2 separate regions of the Homo sapiens genome follow, and region 1 is linked to region 2. Evidence: read pairs that join two places in POLR2A ChIA-PET (ENCODE). Cell type or tissue: PC-3. All regions are shown on one strand. Each heading gives the region's core, and the rest is flanking DNA. Links, peaks and the distances in the headings are about the cores only. Region 1 overlaps ARID4B (AT-rich interaction domain 4B). Region 2 overlaps ARID4B (AT-rich interaction domain 4B).

Region 1 (8,742 bases), core at 418-8,417, 70 kb after region 2:
CCATATTTTCAGTATCTTTCTGTGATATGTAATCATCTGGATTCTTAATTAATCTCAGTCATATTTTGGGTTTTTTTTCTTCTCTTATAATTAAAAAAAATATATAGTACTTCAGTTCCAAGAAAAGATGTCCATGAAATTACTAGTGACACTGCACCAAAGCCTGATGCTGTTTTAAAGCAAGGTAAGGATAATCTTGGAATAAATTACAAGTACTGTAAAAACTGCTAAAGTGTTTTTGAAGATTAAATTTTTCTTTGCTCTTTAAAATTTTTCTTTAAATTATGTTTTTATGGTTATATTTGGTTCCTTGTGACCTTTATTTTTATAAACCCATGTGTCTTCTGTGTTATAAGTTTCCTTTTCTTTTTTTTTTTTGGAGACAGAGTCTTGCTCTGTCGCCCAGGGTGGAGTGGCGCAATCTCGGCTCACTGCAACCTCTGCCTCCTGGGTTCAAGCAATTCTCTTGCCTCAGCCTCCCGAGTAACTGGGACTACAGGCACACGCCGCCATGCCCGGCTAATTTTTTGTTATTTTAATAGAGCTGGGGTTTCACCGTGTTGCCCAGGCCGGTCTCGAACTCCTGAGCTCAGGCAGTCCACCTGCCTCAGCCTCCCGAAGTGCTAGGATTACAGGTGTGAGCCACTGCGCCCAACCATAGGTTTCCTTTTTTTTTCTGGTTTTTTTTTTTTTTTTTTTTTTAGCTTATAGTCAGGCATAATAATCTAGAATAATGGGAGAGAACTGTGTAGTCAGCTGTTACTATAATCTAGCTTTTGCCTGGTAAATAAAATATTAGTTTCTGGGAATGGTAGAAGAAAGGAATCAAAGTAACTTTGTGTTGTTGTTTTTTTTGTTTTGTTTTGTTTTGTTTTGTTTTGTTTTTTTGAGATGGAGTCTTGCTCTGTCGCCCAGGTTGCAGTGCAGTGGTACAATCTCGGTGCACCCTCCACCTCCCGGGTTCAAGCGATTGTCCTGCCTCAGTCTCCCAAGTAGCTGGGACTATAGGGGCCCACCACTATGCCCGGCTAATTTTTGTGTTTTTAGTAGAGACAGAGTTTCACCATTGACCAGGCTGGTATCAAACTCCTGAGCTCAGGCAGTCCACCCGCCTTGGCCTCCTAAGTGCTGGGATTACAGGCATAAGCCATCACGCCTGACTGAGGAATCAAAGTAATTTTGGTTTGGTATTTCTCACTAATGAATGTACATCCTTAACCACAAGGCTCCAGTAGTTTTATTTGAGGAATATGTGGTAATTGCATCTGTCACTTGATTTTTGGCACTGTAAATAGTTGTCTTCTCTTTGCCCTTATTCCTTGAATTCAGTAATATGCTATGTAGATTGGTTAAAATCATCAAGATTTTTTGGTATATAATTTATTCCCATATATTATAAAATGAGAATAATTGTGTCTAGCTAATTTTAGTTGAAGGTAATTGTTACCATAGTTTTAATTGAAGTTCAACTGAAAATGTAAAAATCATGTGTGGTCAGTTTTCAGGTATTGTATATTTATTTTAATGGCTCTGTGCCTGGTATTAATACTGTTTGATAATTGTTTGTTGCATAAGATATTACATGATTTCCTGTATTAAAGGTTTTTACTAGTGAAGCTTAATCTTTGTTTAAAAGAATAAAACTGCTGTTCTTTTATTTATTTAAACTTAAGTAATCTTCCAATGGTGGCAGTTTTGCCATCTATAAAATGACTACCTAATGCATAGGATGGATAGGATTAAATATATTGCTACATTTAAAAGCACTTAACACAGTTTCTGGTACATAGCAAACAATAAATGTCAGTGGTATTAGCACAGTAGTTTTTATTTCTTTATCGTGTTTAATACTTTTTGAGAAAACAATTGTCTTAATTTCTTCAGTTCATGTACCTTGTGGTCTGTTTCCAGCCTTTGAACAGGCACTTGAATTTCACAAAAGTAGAACTATTCCTGCTAACTGGAAGACTGAATTGAAAGAAGATAGCTCTAGCAGTGAAGCAGAGGAAGAAGAGGAGGAGGAAGATGATGAAAAAGAAAAGGAGGATAATAGCAGTGAAGAAGAAGTAAGTGAAAACAGTTGATACCTTTTAAAATTATAAATAACAGTTGGGTTTCCCTTGTGGGTTAGGATTTGGCATTAAGTCATTACTCATATAAGTATTTTTAGTATGAGAAATATTTCATAATCTTGTATTTGAGATCCTCATAATCAGATAGTTTACTTGGTTACTTTAGATATATGATCTTGTGAAATAGAAAATATTAAGCCTGATTTTCCTAATAACCTCAAAAACATGTCTTAGTCTTCCTATGCTTTTTTTAATGAGATGATTAAGAAAGTATCCACCAGGCTGGGCGCAGTGGCTCAGGCCTGTAATCCCAGCACTTTGGGAGGCCAAGGCAGGCGGATCACGAGGTCAGGAGATCGAGACCATCCTGGCTAACACAGCGAAACCCCGTCTTTACTAAAAATACAAAAAATTAGCCGGGGGTGGTGGTGGGCACCTGTAGTCCCAGCTACTCGGTAGGCTGAGGCAGGAGAATGGCATGAAACCGAGAGACGGAGCTTGCAGTGAGCCAAGATCGCGCCACTGCACTCCAGCCTGGGCGACAGAGCGAGACTCTGTCTCAAAAAAAAAAAAAAAACGAGAACAAAAACAAAAAAACTTACCATCTAGGCCAGGCACGGTGACTCACGACCATAATCGTAGCACTTTGGGAGGGCAAGGCAGGTGGCTAACTTGAACTCAGGAGTTTGAGACCAGACTGGGCAACATGGTGAAACCCCATCTCAACAAAAATAAAAATAAAAATAATTAGCAGGGCATGTCAGTGCACTCCAGCCCCAGTGCACTCAGTAGCCCCAGCTACTGAGGAGGCTGTGTTGGGAGGACGGCCTGAGCCCTGGAGGTGGAGGTTGCAATGAGCCGTGAATTTACCACTGCCCTACATCCTGGGTGACAGAGTGAGACCCTGTCTTATTAAAAAAAAAAAAAAAAAAAAAAAAAGAACCTACCTACCTAATTCTTTAAAATGCTTTTCATTACCATGTTGACAGCTGTCACCTCATGAAATGCTTACATCTCCATATTTTATTGATTAACCCAGAAAAGTATAAAATACATCTTTCATTTAATATTTAAAAGAAAAATCAGGCCGGGTACTGTGGCTCATGCTGGGATGACTAATCCTAGCACTCTGTGAGGCCGAGGCGGGCAGATCATGAGATCAGGAGTTCGAGGCCAGCTTGGCTAACATGGTGAAACCCCGTCTCTTACTAAAAATACAAAATAATTAGCCAGGTGTGGTGGTGGACACCTGTAATCCCAGCTACTCGGGAGGCTGAGGCAGTAGAATTGCTTGAACCCGGGAGGCGGAGCTTGCAGTGAGCTGAGATTGCGCCATTGTTCTCCAGCCCGGGTGACAGTAGGAGACCCCGTCTCAAAAAAAAAAAAAAAAAAAATAGCAGAAAAGTAAAGATCAATATCTCTTTGATTCAGAGAATCTTGAATCATTTTATCTAAGACAAATGGGTAGATAGTTCTGATTAGATCATAAATAAGCCATAAAATATGGCTCAAAGAGCTCAAATTTTGGATTTTATTTTACCTGGAGCTTTAGATCTGGCAGTGACAAGGTACTCTTTAATGGTTTGCTGAACAGCCTCGTAAAAGTTAATGAGTGGTGCAGATAGTGAAGGCTGCTATATTTGACCATGAAATGAAATGTATTTAATGTGTTTAGTAAATTAATTGGTCAGTATGTAATACTTTAGGTAAGTTATGAAATTCTGCCTTTTAACTGTAGTAAAGTATTAATGAAATGAGATTGTTTTGGAGGTTATATTTTAGGGTGTAGTGATCTGTAATGACAATGTATAATGTAGAAATTTCCCTGCTTCAGTCTTCTCCCTGACTGCTTTCTATTTAAATTGCTAAAATCAGCAATCATTCCCTTGCTGCTAAAAACCTCCTGAGTAGCTTTTTGTCACTGTAAAAGTTAAGCTTTCATATAGAATCTCCTTTATAGTCCAATTCCTGCCTCAATTTTTTCTCATCATTTCCCTTTCTGTGTCCTCCCCCTTGAACTTTATGCTATAGCAATGTCAAATTACATATGTTGCTGCTACTCACCTTTGCATATGCTAGTACCTCTGTAGGCACCACCTTTTCCTCCCCTCCTTCCTTAGTCAGCATGGTACATTCCTGTTCAATTTTCAGAACCCTACTTAGGTGCCATCTCTCTAAAGAGAAACCTGTGAACCATCACCTCCCTCACCTCAGGAAAGCACCAGTTCATTTGCTAGTCTAAACTACTACTGCTCCTGGCAGGCACGGTGGGTCATGCCTGTAATCCCAGCACTTTGGGAAGCTGACGCTAGCGGATCACCTGAGGTCAGGAGTTTGAGACCAGTCTGGCCAACATGGTGAAACCCCGTCTGTACTAAAAATACAAAAATTAGCTGGGTGTGGCTGGGCGCGGTGGCTCACGCCTGTAATCCCAGCACTTTGGGAGGCCAAGGCAGGCAGATCACCTGAGGTCAGGAGATCGAGACCATCCTGGCTAACATGGTGAAACCCTGTCTCTACTAAAAACACCAAAAAATTAGCCGGGCATGGTGGTGGACGCCTGTAGTCCCAGCTACTCAGGAGGCTGAGGCAGGAGAATGGTGTCAACCCGGGAGGCGGAGCTTGCAGTGAGCCGAGATCACGCCACTGCACTCCAGCCTGGGTGACAGAGCCAGACTCCATCTAAAAAAAAAAAAATTAGCTGGGCGTGGTGGCAGGTGCCTGTTATCCCAGCTACTAGGGAGGCTGAGGCAGCAGGATTGCTTGAACCCAGGAAGCGGAGGTTGCAGTGAGCCGAGATGACACCACTGCACTCCAGCCTGGGCGACAGAGCAAGACTCTGTCTCAAAAACAAGACAAAACAAAAAAAGAATTACTACTGCTCCTTATACATATTTTTGTCATTTATATTTATTGTCTATTTTTTCTTCCCCACGAATTTGTAAGTTCCTTAAAGTTAGGAATGCTGTCTTACTCGTATTCATACTTAAAGTGTCTGTCATAGTGTGTAAAATATAACAGATGATAAATAGCTACCAAACCTTTTGGTGCTTAGTGTTTTCACAAGTGTTTTTGTAAAAGCAAATCTGTAGTGTAGTGTAAACATTTTCTTGAGTTAAAAGCTTACCTTAAATGTTTTTGGAATAGGAAAAATTGTGCTGTTTATTAAAGTTAAATATTGTACCATGGGAACATTTAAGATAACATCTAGAAAATAGATGTCCTTAGATTTGTATTTGATCACCTTACCAAAACCTGAATGTATGGAGTGTGTTTAAATTGAGAAATACAGATTCATCATTAGCAAATTAATGGTTGTCATTTATTTTTCTCTGCCCAATTAGAAAACCTAATAGTTGATCAACATAGGCTTTAAAAAAAAAATTACCTTTCTTTGTTGTACTAGCTTTTAAATTAAAAAGACAATCTCGCTAAAGCAGTGGCATTAGGCACATGATTTTCCAAATTGAAAAATGCTATGTTTTTATTTATTTAGATTACCAGTTGAATATCCTAACTTTTACTGTTACAAATCTGTATATTTAAGCCAGAGTAACTGTAAAGCCTAGCTGTATATTTGGAATCATTTTCTCTGCAGTTACTCCTAATCATGTTCTGTAACAGTAGGCTCCATAGCCTATTTTTTCTTTTATTTGATTCAGCACCTGGCATAGTACCTACACTTACAGGTGCTCAAGTGTTTGTTGAATGGATGAAAGTCATTGAATTGGTGAGTTCCTCAATCTTAACCTACTACCCTGCTCCTTGCAGGTTGCTTCAGGACCAGCTCCCTGCTGCCACAGCCCTTGGCCACAGCAGCAAGAAGCTAGTCCTTCCCTTGTAATTGATAAATTGGGGAACTATTTTATTACTTGAAGATTTCCCTAAGTCTGAATCTTCAGGTATTGTAGATCAAATTTGTTCCCCACTTTACTGATTATGTAAGCTTGAAGTATATACAGTGGGGCTGCATAAAATGAAGGATACTTGCAGTCAGCTAATGGGACCCATACTTTTATAGTACCTTGAGGAGCAATAATAGAATTAGTTTTGATGTTTAACTCTGATCCAGTTTCGCATAAGTTGAGAGTAGGTATTCTTGAACCTGTGATCCTGATTTGAAAAATAGCTCTCTCATATGGTAAAAAAAACAAAACAAAACAAAACAAAACCACGAACAGTCTTGCTAGTCCCTTTTCTCATATGGGAATTTTTACTGTGGGGATTCTAACTATTGGGATACTTTTTAAGGCATATTCCTCTATAAAACATAAAATGTCTAGACTTACCTGGTTTTGAACAGCTTAGTGTTAAAAGAGTAACTTTGATTACGTAAAAAGCCTTTGAAGTATTTTAATGAACACTAGTCTTTGCTATTGGTAAGAAATCTGCTTGTTTTATTAAAATGCTTAATTGAAGAAAATAATATTCTTCTGTGATTAAAATTAGGAAGAAATAGAACCATTTCCAGAAGAAAGGGAGAACTTTCTTCAGCAATTGTACAAATTTATGGAAGATAGAGGTGAGTATTTTTTATTTATCATTAACGTGGTAAGTTTTGGACAGATAATTAGTATCTTAAAAATAAGAATAGAATTTTGTTTACTGAACTTTATGTCATCAGTAATTATGGCTGTCTTTTTGACTCTGATATCACCAGCACCTAGCATAGCGCCTGTCACGTAACAAGTAGAATGAGGAATTTGATAGCATTTTGACAGATATTGTGGCTATGGACACATAAATGCACTTATTACCCTGTCCTGCCAATCCCTTTACCTATCCATGGGTCCCTAAAGAACAGTAGCAAAATGGGAATTAAGCCAGAAATAGATAAAGAAGTGTGACAAAGTCTCAAAAGTGAGCCTTGGCTCAGCTTATTTAATCTGCCAGAAGCTGCTAAGGCCACGGAAGGATTGAAGGAAGAAGAATAACTTAGGGTAATGAACTAATCCTTCCGTAACCTCAACACTGTTATTCTCTAGCTTATCTTCTTGGTCAGAGTCTACTTTCTTCTTTTCTGGGAAGATGCTTGTAAGGGAGTAAGGAGAGGCTTTCTAGCTGGAAGGGAAGGGCAAAATGAATGATTAGTGTTTGGAAACACCACAATACTCTGGGAATTGAACGTTTTCTAAATCCCTGATTGTAATGCTGATGAGTAGAAACTGACTCTGTTTGTCATGTTTAGTTTTCATAAATGATAACAACGCCTAACACAATATAAGTATATTTTCTTTTTCAATATAAAATGTCTTTGATTCTTGTATTATTTCTTTACATGAATGGAGGGTTGGCCTAAGAAGTATGCTGTTTCATAGGCTCTTGTATAAGATAAATGAAAAAGCAAAGAAAATGAATAAAATCTAATACTAGAAAAGAATGAAAAAATATGATTAAGCCAGTCATATATTTTGTAGAAATGGCCATATGAGGCATTGTACCCCTACCCTGTTACCTCCTCTACCACTTTCTCATGGTTTGTTTGATTTAGCATCCTTGCCTTGCGTTTTCTTGTGTTAGAATGAAAAAAAAAAAAAAATGTAGCTTTACTATAGAATCATTATTTAGAGTAGTAGTAAATTGGTAAAATACAAAGAAAATGCCATAAAAGTAACTCTTATTGGGAAGCAGTTATCTAGTATTTCTTCCCTCAGCAGAGGGAAGAAAGTAGAATGAAAATAAAAGGTTTCAAGAATCTGGTTATGGTTTTTAAAATTTAAAAAATTTTAAAGTGGCCATGGGCTTATTTATGTGTAGATACCATGTCTTTGATTAACAAGATAATTTCTCATATATATATATACATATATATGTATATATACACACACATATATATACGTGTATATATATATATACGTGTATATATATATAAAATACTATAAATACTTGTATTATTTGAATCTTTTGAAATTTTAAATTAAAAATGTAGTGTGGATCTAATATAGTTTGTGTTTTCTGTAACAGGTACACCTATTAACAAACGACCTGTACTTGGATATCGAAATTTGAATCTCTTTAAGTTATTCAGACTTGTACACAAACTTGGAGGATTTGATAATGTGAGTGTTGTAGTCAAACTGAAACATCTTTTTCATGTAACATGTTTTCTCAGGTATCTGCCATCTCTGAAATTGTTTTTCTAAACAACAAAACAAAGTTTTTCAGTAAAAACCTAAGAAGAAGATAAAGTGGAAAGTACAGCTAGCCTCCTCAGACAAAATTTAAATTTTAAAGATTTTTTAGGCCAGGCATGGTGGCTCATGCCTGCAACCCCAACACTTTGGGAGGCTGAGGCGGGTAGATCACTTTAGGCCAGGAGTTCAAGAACAGCCTGGCCAACATAGCAAAACCCCATCTCTACAAAGAATACAAAAATCAGCCAGACGTGGTGACGCACGCTTGTAATCCCAGCTACATGGCAGGCTGAGGCACGAGAATCGCTTGAACCCAGGAGACAGAGATTACAGTGAACCAAGATTGCACCGCTGGACTGCATTCCAGCCTGCGTGACAGAATGAGACTCTGTCTCAAAAAAAAAAAAAAAAAGATTTTTTTTCATATCAGCTTTCTGATTACTGTTAAATTGGTCAATCTTTCATAAACCTTCTTTTTTTATCTGAGTCACAGCACAGCCATATTGGTGGAAATCCTTCCTGTGTCTCTTTTTCAT
Region 2 (8,742 bases), core at 425-8,424:
CGCTTGAACCTGGGAGGTGGAGGTTGCAGTGAGCTGAGATCGTGCCACTGCACTTCAGCCTGGCTACAGAGCGAGACTCTGTCTCACAAAAAATAAAAAAAAAAGTATTCTTGTAGTTCCTTTTTTCTCCTTGCAAGGCATCTTTAATGTAGAATAAGCTAAATATAGTAATAATAATAATAATTAAAAATGATGAAGTTTATTGAGTACTGCTTTGTATGTGTTATGTTGTCTTCTAAGCACAGATATCTCATTTAATCTTCATGATAGCACTATGAGAATACTTTAATTTTCCCTGTTTACAGATAGGGAAAATGGGGACCAGAGAAAGTTATAGAGCATAGAGTTGAACTCAATTTTGACCTCCAGAGTCTGTTTTTCTTTTTTTTTTTTTTATGAGACGGAGTCTCATTCTGTCGCCCAGGCTGGAGTGCAGTGGCATGATCTCGGCTCACTACAACCTCCACCTCCTGGGTTCAAGTGATTCTTGTGCCTCAGCCTCCCAAGTAGCTGGGATTGCAGGCACCCGCCACCCCACCTGGCTAAATTTTGTATTTTTTGGTAGAGATGGGGTTTTGCCATGTTGGCCAGGGTGTTCTCGGACTCCTGACCTCAAGCGGTTTGCCCGCCTCAGCCTCCCAAAGTGCTGGGATTACAGGTATGAGCCACTGTGCCTGGCCCAGAGCCTGTTTTTCTGACAGTCACACCGCTTATTGGTTGCTGGATAGAATGAAAAAGCAAATGGAAGTACCTCTCCCCACCAGTAGTTTTTCTGGGTTTCTTTTATGGGGGAGCGAGGGTAGAGTAACATGTGGGTAGAGGGACAGTGTTTCAGGAACCCATTTGGATATTTAAGAACAGGACTAAATACTTAAATTACTTCTGTGACAATAAAAAGATACCCAGGAAGCTACACTCTTTTTTAGTTCTATATTTTTTGCATCATACGTTTAAAAATTGGTTGCTCCTAAATGAAGCTTTAGAATCCTTTGCAAGATAGTACTACTGCTTCAAGCAGCTAACCACCAATGAACAAGAATTATGAGTTCAAACTCTGGCATAGACCAACCCCCTAACTTGGATCTCCTAACTCATAATCCAGAGTTCTTTTCCAGAGAACTGCTCCGCTTTTAAAAACCAGTGCCAGGATTCAGATCTCAAATGATACCATTAAACACTGATAGGCAAGAAGCATTTGTTTCTATGAGTAAATAACTCTCTGATGTATTAGAGGCTGGTGTTAATTTTTGACTAGGCTGAACTCTGAGCGTTTATTATTTCTTCAGGTATTAAACCTTCAGATAATTTCAAAAACACAGTTTAGGCCAGGCACAGTGGCTCACGCCTTTAATCTGAGTACTATGGGAGGCAGAGGTGGGTGGATAACAAGGTCAGGAGTTCAAGAAACCCCGTCTCTACTAAAAATACAAAAAATAGCTGGGCGTGGTGGTGGGCTCCTGTAATCCCAGCTACTCGGGCGGCTGAGGCAGGAGAATCGTTTGAACCCTGGAGGCGGAGGTTGCAGTGAGCCAAGATCACGCCATTGCACTCCAGCCTGGGTGACAGGGCAAGACTCTGTCTCAATAAAAAACAAAACCAAACCACAGTTTATCCCTTAGGAAAACACCAAAAAGCTTCTTATGTACATGAACTTGTATTAGGGTCACACTTTAAGGTGGCTCTAGAAAGTATAATGAGAGACTTACAGTAAGACTGCTTTTTTTTTGACGTGGCATCTCACTTTGTTGTCTAGGCTGGCTTGGAACTCCTGGGTTCAAGCCATCCTCTTGCCTCTGCCTCCCGAGTAGCTTTACAGGAGGATTACAGGTGTATGCCACTGTGCTGGGCTGAGACTGCAGTTTTTAATGAATGAAATGCCACTGTGCTGGGCTGAGACTGCAGTTTTTAATGAATGAAATGCCTCTGTGCATGGATTGAAGCCAGCTTTTATGGCAAACATTAACAGTATGGTTTGGTTCCCCATCTCTGTGCCCCTTGAGTTATAACTTAAATTGTTCTGATTGTAGTATTAACTGTGATTAGGTGTTGATGAAAGAGATATGGAGTTCTAATTAAGTAAAATGAAGATCTCAAATAAAATTGAAGTAGAATGAAACGCTATATGTAAATACAATTCTGCTAAACAAATATTTAACTGTGGATAGGCACAGTGACTTTATAATGCAGATAGTCATTTTCATATATATGGATATATATAAATATACATTATATTCATATATATGGATATATATAAATATACATTGTATTCATATATATGGATATATATAAATATACGTTATATTCATATATATGGATATATATAAATATACGTTATATTCATATATATGGATATATATAATGTAATACGGTAATTGATTTTTAGACTAAATATATAAGTTGAAACATAACATTTTCTAATTTTTGGAAAATTAGTGGTGTTAATTCTGGAGACTAGTAAAAATAAATGATTAGAGACGAATACACTTCATGGTAACAAACATGCTGGTGATACAGCTTTAAAACTTTATGGAAATTTACAACATACAAAAATAAAGTTCACTGATGTTTTACATATTCATGGCCTAGCATCACCAGTTGCCAATATTTTGCCATCTTGGTATTATCTGTTTCACTCTGCTGCCCCTCTTCTCTCCTTTCTCCCTCACCATGTAGCATTTTAAAGCAAATTCCAGATATCATTTCACCCATATGTATTTCGGTATGTATCTCTGACACACTTGAACTTTCCTTTCATAGTACAACTGTCATACCATTGTCACAATGAATAACATTAACATTAATTCCTTAATGGCATCTGGTAGCAAGAACATGTTCAGATTAGCCTGTCTCTAAAATGTCTTTGCAATTTGTTCGTTTACATTAGGACCCAAATAAAGTCTTCATATTGCAGTTGGAAGATACGGTTCTAAATGGTCTCTTAAATCTCCACCCTTTTCATGCCCTTTATTTGATGAAGAAACTGTTATTTAACCTGTAGAATTTCCCACATTCTGTTTGGCTGATTACATCTTTGTGGTTTGGTTTAACCCCTGTAATTTCCTGTAAACTGAACATTCGTTCTAGAGGGTATTTTTTTTTGGTGAGCATTGTTTATAAGAGGTGCTGTATTCTTTCTATTAGTTACCATCATGAGGTTGGTTCACTTTCAGTATTGCTGGGATTGGTCAGTGGTTTTAGATTATGTTGGCTTGATCTATCCTTTATAAAGTTCTTATCAACTTTCACACAAAGGTTTTCGCAGCATCTGAGGATTGTTGACTAGATCCATTATATAAGGATTGCAAAACGGTGATTTTGGAATTATATCACTCCTACATTTATTAGTTGAAATTCTTTTGTAAAGAAAACTTTTATTTCATGTATTTACTGTCTTTAAAATCTAGAAGTGGAGGCTATAAAAATTTAATTCCTCTCCCACCTCGTTTTGCCAGTTTTTATAATAATGAGTTGGTGTCCTAGGAACCCACTAAAACGACCAGTAAATTTTTCTTCTTTCTTTTATTATTTTTAGTGTTAGGGATTTTTATGTATGTGATGTGTTTTAATCCATTGTAGTTGCTGTTTTTCATGTTTCAATTGTCTCATCTTTGGCCAGTTGGAACCCCTTCAGATGGGTTCCTGTGTTCTTTTGAATATTGTCCCATCGGTTTTCAATAACTTACTCTCTTTCTGGCACAAGGGATATCAGGTTCACTTTGTACATTTCCTGCTCCGCATCTGGAATCAGCTATTTCTTTAAGGAACCCTGGTTGCTGAGACATTAATGACATCAAATATATATATAAAAAGAAAAGAACAAGTAGCCCTGGTTTTCTCAAGTGGGAAATGGTTTTTAGAGATCACAATCAGGGTGTTAAGGGTGCTCATTGCTGCTGGGTTGGTCATGACTTCTATGGTTTTTTAGTATTTAGATACAGGAAGTACTCTCTCCCTTCCTTCCCTCCCTCCTTCCTCCCTTCCTTCCTTCCTTCCTTCCTTCCTTCCTTCCTTCCTTCCTTCCTCCTTTTTTTTTTTTTTAATTAGAGTAAATTATGGCTGGGTGAGGTGGCTCACTCCTGTAACCTAAGCACTCTGGGAGGCTGAGGTGGGCGGATCACTTGAGCCCAGGAGTTCGAGACTAGCCTGGGCAACATGGCAAAACCCTGTCTCTACAAAAAGCTCAAAAAAATTAGCCAGGCATGGTGGTGTGTGCCTATAGTCCCAACTACTTGGGAAGATCACCCGAGCCTGGAGGTCAAGGCTGCAGTGAGTTGAGATTGTGCCACTGCACCCTAGCCTGGGTGATAGAGTGAGACCCTGTCTCAAAAAAAAAGAGAAGAATAAATTTTCAATTCATACTGATATTTCCAGTTTTCATGAAAAATTACAGAGGTTTTGTTTAACTTATTTTATGATTTATTTATTTATTTTATGGTGAAAAATATGTCTATTTAGTGTTAGCCAGCTGGGCTCACTTTAGATGATCCCAATTTTGTTGGCAACGTCATCATAGTCAGGAACCGGTAGAACATGGGCCTTCTTTCCATCAGGCCTGATCAGGGTGTTGATATTGGCCATGTCAGTGCCACAGAGCTTTTTCTTAGCCTGTTTGATCTGGTATTTGTTGGCCTTGACATCCACAGTGAACACAAGAATGTTGTTGACTTTCTGTTCTTTTCATGGCTGACTCAGTGGTCAGGGGAAACTTGATAGCATAGTGGTCAAGCTGGTTTCTCCTGGACTGGACCAGTCTTCCAAGGATATTTGGGCTGCCTCCAGAACAGCAGCAGTGTTTTGGGCTGTCCTTAGGTGGGTGACGTGAAGATCTTCTCTTTTTTGTGTGGCTGTGGATACGGATACCTTTCAGCACTGCTGTTTTGGCCTTTAGAGCCTTTGGTTTGGCTTTGACGTTGGGAGAGCAGGGGCTTCCCTCTTTGCCTGTGATGCCTTCTTGATGAGTACAGCCATGTAACTTCTTTTATAGTTGTGTCTTTTTTTTTTTTTGGGACGTAGTCTCGCTCTGTTGTCCAGGCTGGAGTGCAGTGGCGTGATCTTGGCTCACCGCAACCTCCACCTCCCAGGTTCAAGCGATTCCCCTGCCTCAGCCTCCCGAGTAGCTGGGATTATAGGCACCCTCCACCATGCCTGGCTAATTTTTGTATTTTTAGTAGAGTCAGGGTTTCACTATATTGGCCAGGCTGATCTCGAACTCCTGACCTCCGGATCCGCCTGCCTTGGCCTCCCAAAGTGCTGGGATTACAGGCGTGAGCCTCCGTGCCTGGCCTTTTTTTTTTTTAAATTGAGATGGAGTCTTGCTTTGTCCCCCCGCAGGCTAGAGTGCAGTGGCATGATCTCGGCTCACTACAACCTCTGCCTCCCAGGTTCAAGCAATTCTCCTGCCTTAGCATCCCAAGTAGCTGGGATTACAGGCACGTGCCACCATGCCTGGCTAATTTTTGTATTATTATTAGAGACCAGGTTTTGCCATGTTGGCCAGGCCGGTCTCGAACTCTGGACCTCAAGTGATCTACCTGCCTTAGCCTCCCAAAGTGGTGGGATTACAGGCGTGAGCCACTATGCCCGGCCTATATCATTTTTTATCTTATGCTAAAAATGTTGGTTCCTAACAACATTAACATTATATTATACATATAACACATATTAGCTTTGAGATAACAATACCATAATGTAGTTTGAGATTCCTTTGTCTGTCTATTTACATCCTTAGGCTGTATTCCAGTAGGGATGTAAGCTCAGAATACTTTTTAAATGAAAATAAAATTTTATAAATTTTAATAAAAAATAATATTTTAAATAAATATTAATATTTAAGATACTTGAAATAATAATTCTCTGTGTATTTATGTCAGCAGTTGAAAATAGAACATTTACTTCAGTTTGGTTTTGGTTTCTAAGGAGTGCTGTTTTTTCCTTTTCAATTTTTTTGATGTAAAATATTTACATGGTTTCAAAATGTTGAGCATATTTTTAAAAAGATATGGCTGGGCACGGTGGCTTGCGCCTGTAACCCCAGCAATTTGGGAGGCTGAGGCGGGCGGATAACTTGAGGTCAGGAGTTCAAGACCAGCCTGGCCAACATGGTGAAACCCCGTCTCTACTAAAAATACAAAAAATCAGCCGGGTGTGGTAGCAAGCGCCTGTAATCCCAGCTGCTCAGGAGGCTTGAACCCCTGGGTTCAAGCGGGAGAATTGCTTGAACCCCTGGGTTCAAGCGGGAGAATTGCTTGAACCCCTGGGTTCAAGCGGGAGAATTGCTTGAACCCCTGGGTTCAAGCGGGAGAATTGCTTGAACCCCTGGGTTCAAGCGGGAGAATTGCTTGAACCCCTGGGTTCAAGCGGGAGAATTGCTTGAACCCCTGGGTTCAAGCGGGAGAATTGCTTGAACCCGGGAGGCGGAGGTTGCAGTGAGCCGAGATCACACCTCTGCACTCCAGCCTGGGTGACAGAGTAAGACTCTGTCTCAAAAAAAAAAAAAAAAAAATGCTGCTGGTTTGCATATCATTATTCTGCCCATATCCTATCAGTAACGAAAGAGGTATTATTTTACTGTATGTTTTTACTTAAAATTTAATTTATGCTTACATTAATTTTTAAAGGTTCAGATTTGAAAGTCCAGTGTCAATTTTCCAGGTGGCCAGGTGGTACTAGATGTCAGTAAATAGTTCTTGTTTATATATTGCGTTTTATAATTTTAAATATTTTACTGGGTTTTGGACATATTGTATGTCAATAGAAGGCAACTGGAACTCTAATTTTAGAAACTAAGATTATGATATTTGTAGATGATCAGTTTTACTCCTTGTAGTCCACCCCCTCCAATTACTTAATAACTATTTTAAGATGTTTTACAGTCTAATATACTGAAATTTCTGACATAAAGTCAGACTTCCAGATTACATTGCTTAAATTTGCCAAACTAGGCATTTTTCTGGTGGAGGAGAAAGGAATCTTTTCCTAAAAGTCTGGTATATATATATTTTTTGCTTAATGCCTAGTTACCATGGAAATAGATGTTAGAATCAGCTCTTAAGTAGGTAGGTAGTGACAAACTGGCTGTATTGCTGAATTGAGTTGCTAGACTGTATTTGGCCCTTTCCTGCTTTCATCTTTCCACCTTCTCTTTCATCATTTTTTTTTTTTGGTTTATGTGCTTTTTAGAATATTCTATATAGTTAAATCCAAACTTGACTTAACCTAGGTTTGAGCAACAATTTGCTTTTGCTTACAATTTATACTATCTATAGGTAGACATTTTACCTCATATTTACATATGTATAGTATAAGTAGATAATTGTACTGACTTGGCACATCAGCTGTTAATGCTTTTAAGAAAAGGTCTGGAAAGACCTGTAACAAGTTAATAGTGATGGTCTCTAGCTGGTGACAGTATAGAAAATGTTTAATGTCTACTTTGTGAAGTTACAATGTTTGGTTTTTAAAATGAGCATGTACTACTTCATTATATAAAATTTTTTTACTTGTAGAAGTTTGTGTTAATGATCAGTATTTAAAATATAGTAAAAAATAAGAGAGGAAAAGTGGAAATCCTCTAGTAGCATATATTTTTTTGGCCTTAACTTTGACGTTTGTGTGATGTTGATCTTTAGTTACTGCGCTTCGGTACTGAGGATAGCAGCACCTATGTCATAGTGTTGCTGAGATGAAATGAGATTACTAAAGCATAATGCTTGGCACAAGGGGAGCAGTTAATAAAATAGGAGCTCTGGTTTTTGTGGATCTTAGATTTGCTGCCCTGTAGGTTTTGGGAAGGAGTAGTCTGGCTCTACAGGAATGAGGAATGTATTGTGGAGTCTTAGAAGAGCTATCTACGTATTCATTTGAATCCACAACCTTCCCTCGGAGCTTTCTTCTTGACTATGTAGTTCTACTTTAGCTTTTCTCTTCTGTCAGTATATTTCTAGTCATTTCCAGTTTTCTGCTCAGCAGAGACTTTGGGGTCCATGTTGTACCTGTTCTGTTACTGTTACATAAAAGTAGATCTATAAATTTATCTTGTTAGTAATCAAAAAAGTTAAAGTTCAAGTTTTATGCATATTCTGGATGAGTTTTACCTTACCCAACCTTTAATTTGGTCATGTGATTGAAAAAAAGATTTTTTAGGGGTTCCTTTTCCTATCACTGTAGATGGAAAATTTGGAATTTTTTTTTTTTTTTTTGAGACACAGTCTCACCCTGTCCCTCAGGCTGGAGTGCAGTGGCATGATCTCAACTCACTGCAGCCTCTGCCTCCCGGGTTCAAGCGTTCCTCCTGCCTCAGCCTCCCAAGTAGCTGGGATTACAGGCATGAGCCACCACAACTGGCTACTTTTGTTGTATTTTTAGTAGAGATGGGGTTTCACCATGTTGGACAGGCTGTTCTTGAACACCTGACCTCAAATGATCCACCTGCCTTGGCCTCCCAAAGTGCTGGGATTACAGGCGTGAGCCACTGCACCCAGCCAAAACTTGGAATTTCTAAGAGCCTTTATTAATTTGTAAATCAGTAACATTGGAATTGAATATTTGAAACTGGAACTGTCCCCAGAATATTGAGGATGCAAAGTTTCTGTAGGCACAATTCTTCACAAAGGCAGACTCTTGGGGACAATCAGGATGATTGCAAAATCATATGAAATATAATATGTAACGAAATGAAGAAGCAAACAACTTACATTATAAGTTGTATCTGTATTATTAAAGTCCAAATATCCTAGTTTAATT

What was found. Peaks named below come from ENCODE experiments on the same cell type or tissue, not always from the same donor. Only the 100,000 strongest peaks of a DNase experiment are listed, where the experiment ranks them.
Region 1: POLR2A ChIA-PET joins it to region 2 with 23 read pairs; 5 of 35 experiments call an interaction of 5 or more read pairs at or near these places.

What each region holds. Positions count from the first base shown.
Region 1 is chr1:235,222,555-235,231,296 of GRCh38, reverse strand. It overlaps ARID4B (AT-rich interaction domain 4B), which reads left to right. Exons shown (of 24, transcript NM_016374.6): 10 at 108-184; 11 at 1,912-2,066; 12 at 6,522-6,594; 13 at 8,037-8,131. Among named protein-coding and RNA genes, the nearest start is that of MIR4753, 37 kb to the right of the region's middle. In PC-3, for the core only: no CTCF peak of the experiment used is centred there; no DNase peak of the experiment used is centred there.
Region 2 is chr1:235,292,072-235,300,813 of GRCh38, reverse strand. The region is part of intron 2 of ARID4B (AT-rich interaction domain 4B); the gene reads left to right. It also overlaps the pseudogene RPL23AP23. Among named protein-coding and RNA genes, the nearest start is that of ARID4B, 32 kb to the left of the region's middle. In PC-3, for the core only: no CTCF peak of the experiment used is centred there; a DNase peak (open chromatin) is centred at 4,663; H3K27ac peaks cover 895 bases.